Linked DNA regions of Mus musculus: region 1 is linked to region 2. The links are chromatin loops, found by intact Hi-C in ENCODE. Cell type or tissue: gastrocnemius. All regions are shown on one strand.

What was found. Peaks named below come from ENCODE experiments on the same cell type or tissue, not always from the same donor. Only the 100,000 strongest peaks of a DNase experiment are listed, where the experiment ranks them.
Region 1: it touches region 2 in a loop (2.1-fold over the local background); 1 of 42 quality-filtered maps calls a loop at or near these places.

What each region holds. Positions count from the first base shown.
Region 1 is chr6:67,046,393-67,050,392 of GRCm38, forward strand. All of the region lies in intron 1 of E230016M11Rik (RIKEN cDNA E230016M11 gene), which reads left to right. Among named protein-coding and RNA genes, the nearest start is that of Gadd45a, 11 kb to the left of the region's middle. In gastrocnemius, no CTCF peak of the experiment used is centred here; DNase peaks (open chromatin) are centred at 1,871 and 3,132; H3K27ac peaks cover 244 bases.
Region 2 is chr6:67,323,478-67,327,477 of GRCm38, forward strand. All of the region lies in intron 8 of Il12rb2 (interleukin 12 receptor, beta 2), which reads right to left. Among named protein-coding and RNA genes, the nearest start is that of Il12rb2, 51 kb to the right of the region's middle. In gastrocnemius, no CTCF peak of the experiment used is centred here; no DNase peak of the experiment used is centred here.

The DNA.
Region 1 (4,000 bases), 280 kb before region 2:
CTCGGATCTCATGCTGAAAAGATGTATGTATGGGTTTAAGGTTGTGGCAAATGAACTAGAGTTAGGGCTGTATCCTGGTCTTTCTGTACATGCCAAAGTAGAAGCTGTCTTGATGGAATACTATTTTGCTTGTGGCCTTGTTAAAGCACAGAAGGTTGTACATACTATTGCACATTATTCTTCATGCTCCCTCCATGCTGCCCTAGTGTTTTGTTAAATGGATTGTTTTTTTTTTTTTTTTAAGAGCCATCACCTGGTATGTTTTATTCACTAATGATCAGTGATCTCTACTAACTTATGCTGAACTCTAAAACTTAGTAGGTTAAAAAGGTGCTTAATTGCCAAGTTCAAGGCTTATTCTTTCAATGTAGCATAAACAGATTATAATGGTGATGGGTGTTTGTTTGTTTTTATGCTGGGGTCTGAATCTTTGATATGTTCTACCACTGAAATCCCCCAATTCTGAAAAGGTTTTATGGAGGTCCTTCTTTTAAATGGGAGAGTGCAAAAAGATGCAGTGCAAATAAGGAGAGCAAATAATTTTCAGGAGATTGAAAACAAAAGAAATGAAGAATAAAGGAAAGTTAGAGCAGTCTTTATTATAGTTTCAACGTTTACCCCTCTAACTTCAATGCTTTTAAGAAAGCAGTAAACCTTACGCTGTAAGATAACATTATCACACTGTAACTGTCCTGTTTGCACAATTCTGTGCTTCATAGACCATATCAGTGTGTGGCACAGTGATGGACGGTGTTTAACAACATTCTCATGATGACATATGATTTTCCCCATATGTTTTGGTTCAGCTCCTTATAAGACCCAGGAGTGAGCCCAGGAGTGAGAAGTAGTCTTGTTAATCCTTCTGACCACTAAACACAAAGGAGCCATGGATTTTTCTATGCACTTTTAGCTGGAGCCTCAAAATGGGGAACAAGCTGTCCTCTCTATTGTAGGCAGCCTCACTACAAACACATGAGAAGCTGCTTGTAGATGTATTTCATGCTTACATTTCATACCTGGTCTGTATTTAAGGAAGTTTTGAAGTGATGTTGTACAATTAGTATTCGTGTAGGTACTTTGTATGTATAGCCAACTATGATAAATCTAGTTTGATGTCCTTCCAAGGATGTGCATTAGGTAATATGTCCTGTAAGGCAGGTTATTTACTGGCTCTATTCCTCAGTTTTTTCATTTGCCAAATAGTTATTAAACCTAAAAAGAAAAAGAAAACCACAAGGCAGAATTTTCTCCAAAGACAAAATGGGCACACAGCAGAGCAGAGATGTAGCTAGAGTGGCCTAAAGGGAGTGGGGGGGGGGGGGCGGGGAGGGGGGGGCGGGGAAGCATAGGCTTCTACTCAGCATCCACTCACACACATGCATTCAGTGCAGCCGCAGCCCCTGAGATGCACAGTGAGCCCAGCTGGAAATAAGAAGGCTGCTCTCTAAGTCCACTCCAGCTCTAACATTTTGTACTTATTAATTTGTTATTCTATTATTTTCTGCAGTCACTGAAACACACCATCCCTTATCACCGCTGACAGAGAGAGGCAGACAGAGACAAAAAGACACACATACACAGAGAGACAGACACACAGACTGAGAAACAGACACAGTAACAGTGTTTTGGTCTTACAATTTAAATCTCCAAAGAATGGGTCTAAGAATTCAAAACACATTTTTTCACAGCTTTGATATTGAGTTTTCAAATTTTCCATTTCACCTCCAGAGTTCAGTTGAAGCTCTTACAGTTTGCTGAATTAACCTCAACACGTTGACTGCTTCCCAAATGCTATGGTATACAGCTTGGCACTGCATCCTAATAAACAGGCCACACCTGGGAACTGGTGGGAACTCAAACATTGGAGAACATCCACAACAGATGGCGAAACAACTGAGGCCAGGTGGGCTTCTTGTTTAATGACCATCTGGATTAAGTTCAGTTAATTTGGCATGTCTCTAATTATCCCTAGCAACTGGACCCTCTACTCTGTTTTAGAAGTTTAGGTTTATATACTACATATAAACTTATCATAACCAGCCCATCTGTGACCCAAAGCTATACACATGTGGCCTTGAATCCAGCCAGTTCTCAGGTTTTTTGATTGAGCTCTTAGCAACCTTCAAGGCAGTCCTCTCCAGTGCTCTGCCGCCTACTTTTCTCAGATTTGATGACATTTCTCCCTTGACTTTTTGCTAGGTTTTTTAATTAATAAAGAAAGCTTTTTAGACTAATGTAATATGCTTATTTGCACAGTATTCAAAACTCAAGAATGTCTAGATGCATGTAGTGGCAGATGCCTATAATTCCAGCACTAGGTAAGAATAACATTCTTTTTCTAGGGATAAAAATCATACAAATGATATTTAAGAAACAGCATTAACTGAAGTAATATGTCTGTTTAGTACTTTTATAGAACATGATAAAAAGTCATACATTGTTCATGATATGGTCCCATCTTTACAGTTTCTATTTTAACTATATTTGTTCTGATTTCTTTCATCTAAATAAAACACCATGTCTGTTTTCACTTTCTCTAACCTTTACACTGTCGTTGATGGTAACAAAAATACTAGACCTCCCAGTCCGCCCACTGTGATGAAAGCTTCCTCTGAATTTCAGTGCAGCCTTGGCTACAAGCAATATGCACAATCCTTCCTGGATGAAGTCAGCCCTCATGAAAGGAGATTGGACAATGGGAAATGATGTATTTCTGTGCGCTAAAGAGTTGGCCTTGCTGTTATGCAAATATTTCTCATCTGTGCCTCTTTATATACCAAACAATGACTTCCCCCAAATCCACTTTAGAATGGCTGTATGTTTTCTCTCATCCTCTGAAGGCTTCCTGTGTTTGTGAACTTTCAAACCAGCAACTGCAGCCTCAACATCTGGACCCTCCCTCCTTAGGGGACATTAATTAGCTGATAGTATCCAGTAACTAATAGAGGCCAGAGTAGAAAGGAAGAAAGGGTTGACATGGTTCAGGGATGTAGCAGTTGGCTGGCAGGCAGCACCTCACAACTGGCCATGGCTGACATGGATAATACTGTTGCTCCCAGAATTGAGCTGCAGTACCAGGAACATACTCCCCCCACCCGGCCTCACCCCCTCACCCCCACCCATCTGACACCCCTTGCCACTACCCTGTGCTTCTCTGCCGGAGGGCTGGGGGCCATTATCAACTCCCAGCTGTCATTTGATCTCCATCTGGCTGCTGTCATTAGAGATGCCTTTTATCGTTTGCCAGAAGTGTAAAGCTGAAGACGGTTCTGTTTCTCACAGATCTTTGCTTCTGGCCCTTGCTTTTCTACTTTTCAAATGATTCTGTCCAAATGTTTCCCATCATTGGCAAAAGAGGACTCACCAGAATATTTAACCACAAGTTATCACGCTTCTTGCTAAGTGAACCACACTTAATGTGTTAATGATCATGTGTGTGAGCACAGATGCATGTGGGTCACAGAGAGCATATTGACGTCAGTCTCTGGTCATCCTGTTTGAGACAGGATCTCTTGTTTGCAGCTGCATATGTCAGGTTAGCTGGTTCTGTGGATTCTTTGCCTACTTTAGAGATTTAGGGTTAGAGATTCTCACTACCACATCTGGCTTTACATGGGTTCTGAAGATGTGAATGCAGAAACTTACTCTTGAGCACTTTGTCCCCTGAGCCATTTTCCCAGTACTGGCAATGGGACTTTTAAAATAGAAGTTCTAATGTGATCTGTCACTTTGTTGACTTCAAATATAGTTTTCAATTTAGTGTGATTTTTAAATTTCATATATGTGAGCTTTGCTTGTATGAGCTCATGCTGTGTCATGTTTCTGAGGTTGTAGATCATGACAACCTAGTCATGCAATGATGCAGGTCTCCCCAAGTTAAAAAAATAAGTCCAACGAACCAGACTGGTTTTTTTTTAATAGTTTAACTATCTGAGGATGACAGAAGAGCAAATTCTGAGATGATACTTTATGTACTGCATCAAATAAATGTTCTACTCCC
Region 2 (4,000 bases):
ATCCTTTCTGTTAAAAGCTCTGAAGAAATTTGAAATGGAAGAAAAATGTCTTACACATTACAGGGTATATATAAGACACATCCACAGCCGACATTATGTTTAAAGTGAGATAGCTGCAAACAAGGCAAGCATATCTACTTAATCCACTCATATTCAATATAGTGTTAGAATATTAGCTAAAACAAACAAATAAAGTGGAAATTTCTGGTTTCTTTGGAGACTTGGTTGTGTCATGTGGTGTTTTTCTGGAAGCGGTCTTATGAGAGGATGTTTTGCTGAGGCGGACACTTGAGAGGACATGTGATGTTCAGAAAGCGTATAAGTAGAACCCTACAGGCAGTGAACGGCACTCCTGCATTGATTTATCTTGTAATGCTTTGCTGGTCACTTGTTGTGACTTCATAGAGAAAAAAATGCCAAAGAATTTCTTGTGCTATTCTGGATGCTTCTTGCTGCTTCCAGGGACTAGTGCTGATTTGGCAGAGCCTGAAAGTTTTTTTCTGGATTAAGCTGTTACTACTTATGCGTGGTTGGTGTTTGCTGACTGGACTGGACTGCCACTACTGACTCATGTGTGGAGTTGCCCCAAAGAACTAATTCTAAACAGTTCCACATCTCCTGTCTTCTAGTAACCTTTCCTCTCCCCTGCCTTTGGTTAGTGGGCTATAAGGGAGATTGAAGCATTTAAGAACCATTATTAAAGCAGATCTTGAAAAGTCTAAGCCTGGAAAGAAACAACAAGAGAAGAAAATAAAAGGAGTACAAATAGTAAAGTAAGAAATTAAAGTATATCTATTTGTAGACTGTCTGATTGTATGTATGAGAGCCTAAAAATTCTATCAGAAAACATTTAGAACTGATAAACTCTCATGAAATTGGCCAGATACAAAAGCAACACACAAAAGTCATTAGCTTTCCTATGTATCAATGATGGGCAAACTGAAAAAAAAAAAAAAAACAAAAAACAAAAAACCAAAAACCAGGGGAATAATCTCACAATAAATAAAAGAATAAACTAAGGATGTAAAAACTTTAACTTTTAAAATTACATTTTATTTATTTATTGTGTATTCATTAGCTTGTGTATTATAGGTGAGTATACTATAGTTTATGTATGGTGGCTAGTGCCCAACTTGTGAGAGTCAGTTCTTTCCTCCAATATGTGGCCCCAAGGATAAAACTAAAGCCATCAGGCCTGACAGTAGGCACTTTCACCCACCAAGCTCTCTCACTCTCTTTATAATGAAGACTTTAAAACACTTAAGAAAGAAATTGAAAAGGACACTAGGCTTCCCGTGCTCATGGATCAGACAAACCAATATTGTAAAAATGGTCATTTTACCAAAAGCAACCTAAAGATTCAGTGCAATACCATCAAAAATTCCAGTTGCATTCTTCACAGAAATATAAAAAACAAATCTTGAAATTCCTATGAAATTAAACAAGAGACCTTACAGAGCCAAACAATCCTGAGCAACATGAATCCTGCTCAAGGCATTGCCCAAGCTGATTTCAAGGTAGTTTATGGAGCCACTGTGATAAAAACAGCATGGTGTTAGTGCAAAAACAGACATGCAAATAAACAGAATAGAATAGAGGACCCCGAGGCCTGGCAAAATGACTCAGTAGATAATAGCACACACTACTCTTGTGGAAGACCCAAGTTCTGTTTCTAGCATGTATATAAATGGTTCAAGACCACCTGTAACTCCAGCTCCAGGGGATGTGTCTTAGGGTTTCTATTGCTGTGAAGAGATGCCATGACCACAGCAACTCTTATAAAGGAAATCGTATAATTGGGGGCTAGTTTATAGTTTAGAGGTTTAGTCCATTCTTGTTTGGTCCATTTTTGTTGGGAAGCGCGCTAGCATGCAGGCAGACATTGTATTTGAGAAGGAGCCAGGAAGACTAAACTGTCACATTGGACCTGGGAAGCCCATTCTTAGTGATACATATCCTCCAACAAAGCCACACCCACTTCAACAAGAGCACATCTCCTAATAGTGCCACTCCCAAGGAGCCTGTAGGGGCCATTTTCCTTCAAGCCACAGGCTCTGAAGCTTTCTTCTAGCCTTTCTGAGCATTCATTACAGTCTTGATCTACACACAAACATGAACACACACATCCATACACACACACACATACACACACACACACACACATACACACACATAATAAAAAATAAAAATAAAAATATTTTGTAAAAGAAAAAGAATAGAGGACCTAGGTACAAGTCCATGTAACTAAAATCACCTAAATTTTGATCAAGATGCCAAAAAATACATACATATTGGGAAAAGACAGCTTCTTCAACAATGGGTATAGGAAAATTGGATATCTATGTGCAAAAGAAAAAGAACCCCCAAGTTACTGTCTCACCTTATACAAAAATTGACACTAAATGGATCAAGGACCTCAAGACCCAAATCTCTGAAAATGCCGAAGGAGAGAATACGATTTTATGAGTAAGACTCCAGTTGTGTAGAAGATATGGTAAACGGTGAATAATTGGGTTTTCAGGAAATTAAAATGCTCTGTGCAGCTGCCAAACAAGTGAGAATGTAGCCCATATAATGTTCGCTAGTCATACATCAGACAAGAGATTTATATCTTGAATCTACAATGAACCCAAGAAACTCAACATTGGGTACGATATAATGTCAAACATCTTTAATGCCAGCATTCTGGAGTGAGAGGCAGGCAGAACTCTGTGAGTTTGAGACCAGCTGGTCTATATAGTGAGTTATAGGCTAGCCAAGGCTACATAGAGAGACCCTACCTAAAAATCTAACAAACAATTAAAGAGGAACATGGGAGGGAAGGGAGTTTGTGTGGGTTAACTGGAACTAAGGATGTATGAAAAACTCCCATAAAAACCCACTACTTTGTAGGCTAATTAAAAAAATATGACATTTTTTGAAAAAAGGACCTTGAACACAGGTGCTCTGCCTGGGTGGCAATGTTTCCATAGAAGATATTTATTAAATAAAAATCTCAGTGCCAGGTACAGGGTATTTCCCCATGAGTTATTGGATAGAAGTTCCCCCAAATAACTCTCCCCAAACAACACAGGCTATTGACATTGCTATTGTTCTTGGTTGCTCACCAGAATTAAATGGTAAGAAATGAAATACTTTGCTTATAGGACATAGAGAAATCAAACAGGAACTGACTTGAAAAACGTGTTCCTTGCTGACCAATGTTCATAGTGTTGGAAGGTGCTGTGCACACAGCTGTGAAGAAAAGCCTGCATGCTACAAGACATGTTGGGATGACATGTCCACTGGTGAAACAGTGACTTGAAGGTTATGGGGCAACCAGCCACTTGGGGATGAGATTTGAGCCCTGTTACACAGTAGGAACGTATGCCTGATACTGTAAACCTGGACAGAAACCCATGGTTGAGGTGACCAAAGGCCCTAGAGAGACCCTACTATTGCTGCCTTGCTCGATGGACATGATGTTAAACTAGCTTCTAAATATTTAAACACAGATTAGTGCTGACTAAAACTTGTCTAGAGAAGTATCTCTCTGCAGTGGTCAGCAGCTAAAGTACTGAAAACAAGTTACTCTTGAGTATTCAACTCTAACGGGGACATCTATATCAGATGCATATCCGGGACTCAGAAAACACTGCAGAAGAGGGTGTAGAAAGAATATAAGAATTTCCTCAGTTTCTGTTGTTATGTCCCTCTTTAGAAGGGGGAACAAAATACAGGAGGAACTATAGAGACAAAGTGTGGAGACAGATGGCAATGCCATCCAGAGACTGTCCCACCTGGGGAAACATCCCGTATACAGTCACCACACCCAGACACTATTGTGGATGTCAAGAAGTGCATGCTGATAGGAGCCTGATACAGCTATCTCCGAGAGGCTCTGCCACAGCCTGACAAGTACAGAGGCGGATGCTCTCAGACAACCATTGTACTGAGCATGGAATCCCCAGTGGAGGTGTTAGAGAAAGGACTGAAGGAGATGAAGGGGTTTGCAACCCCA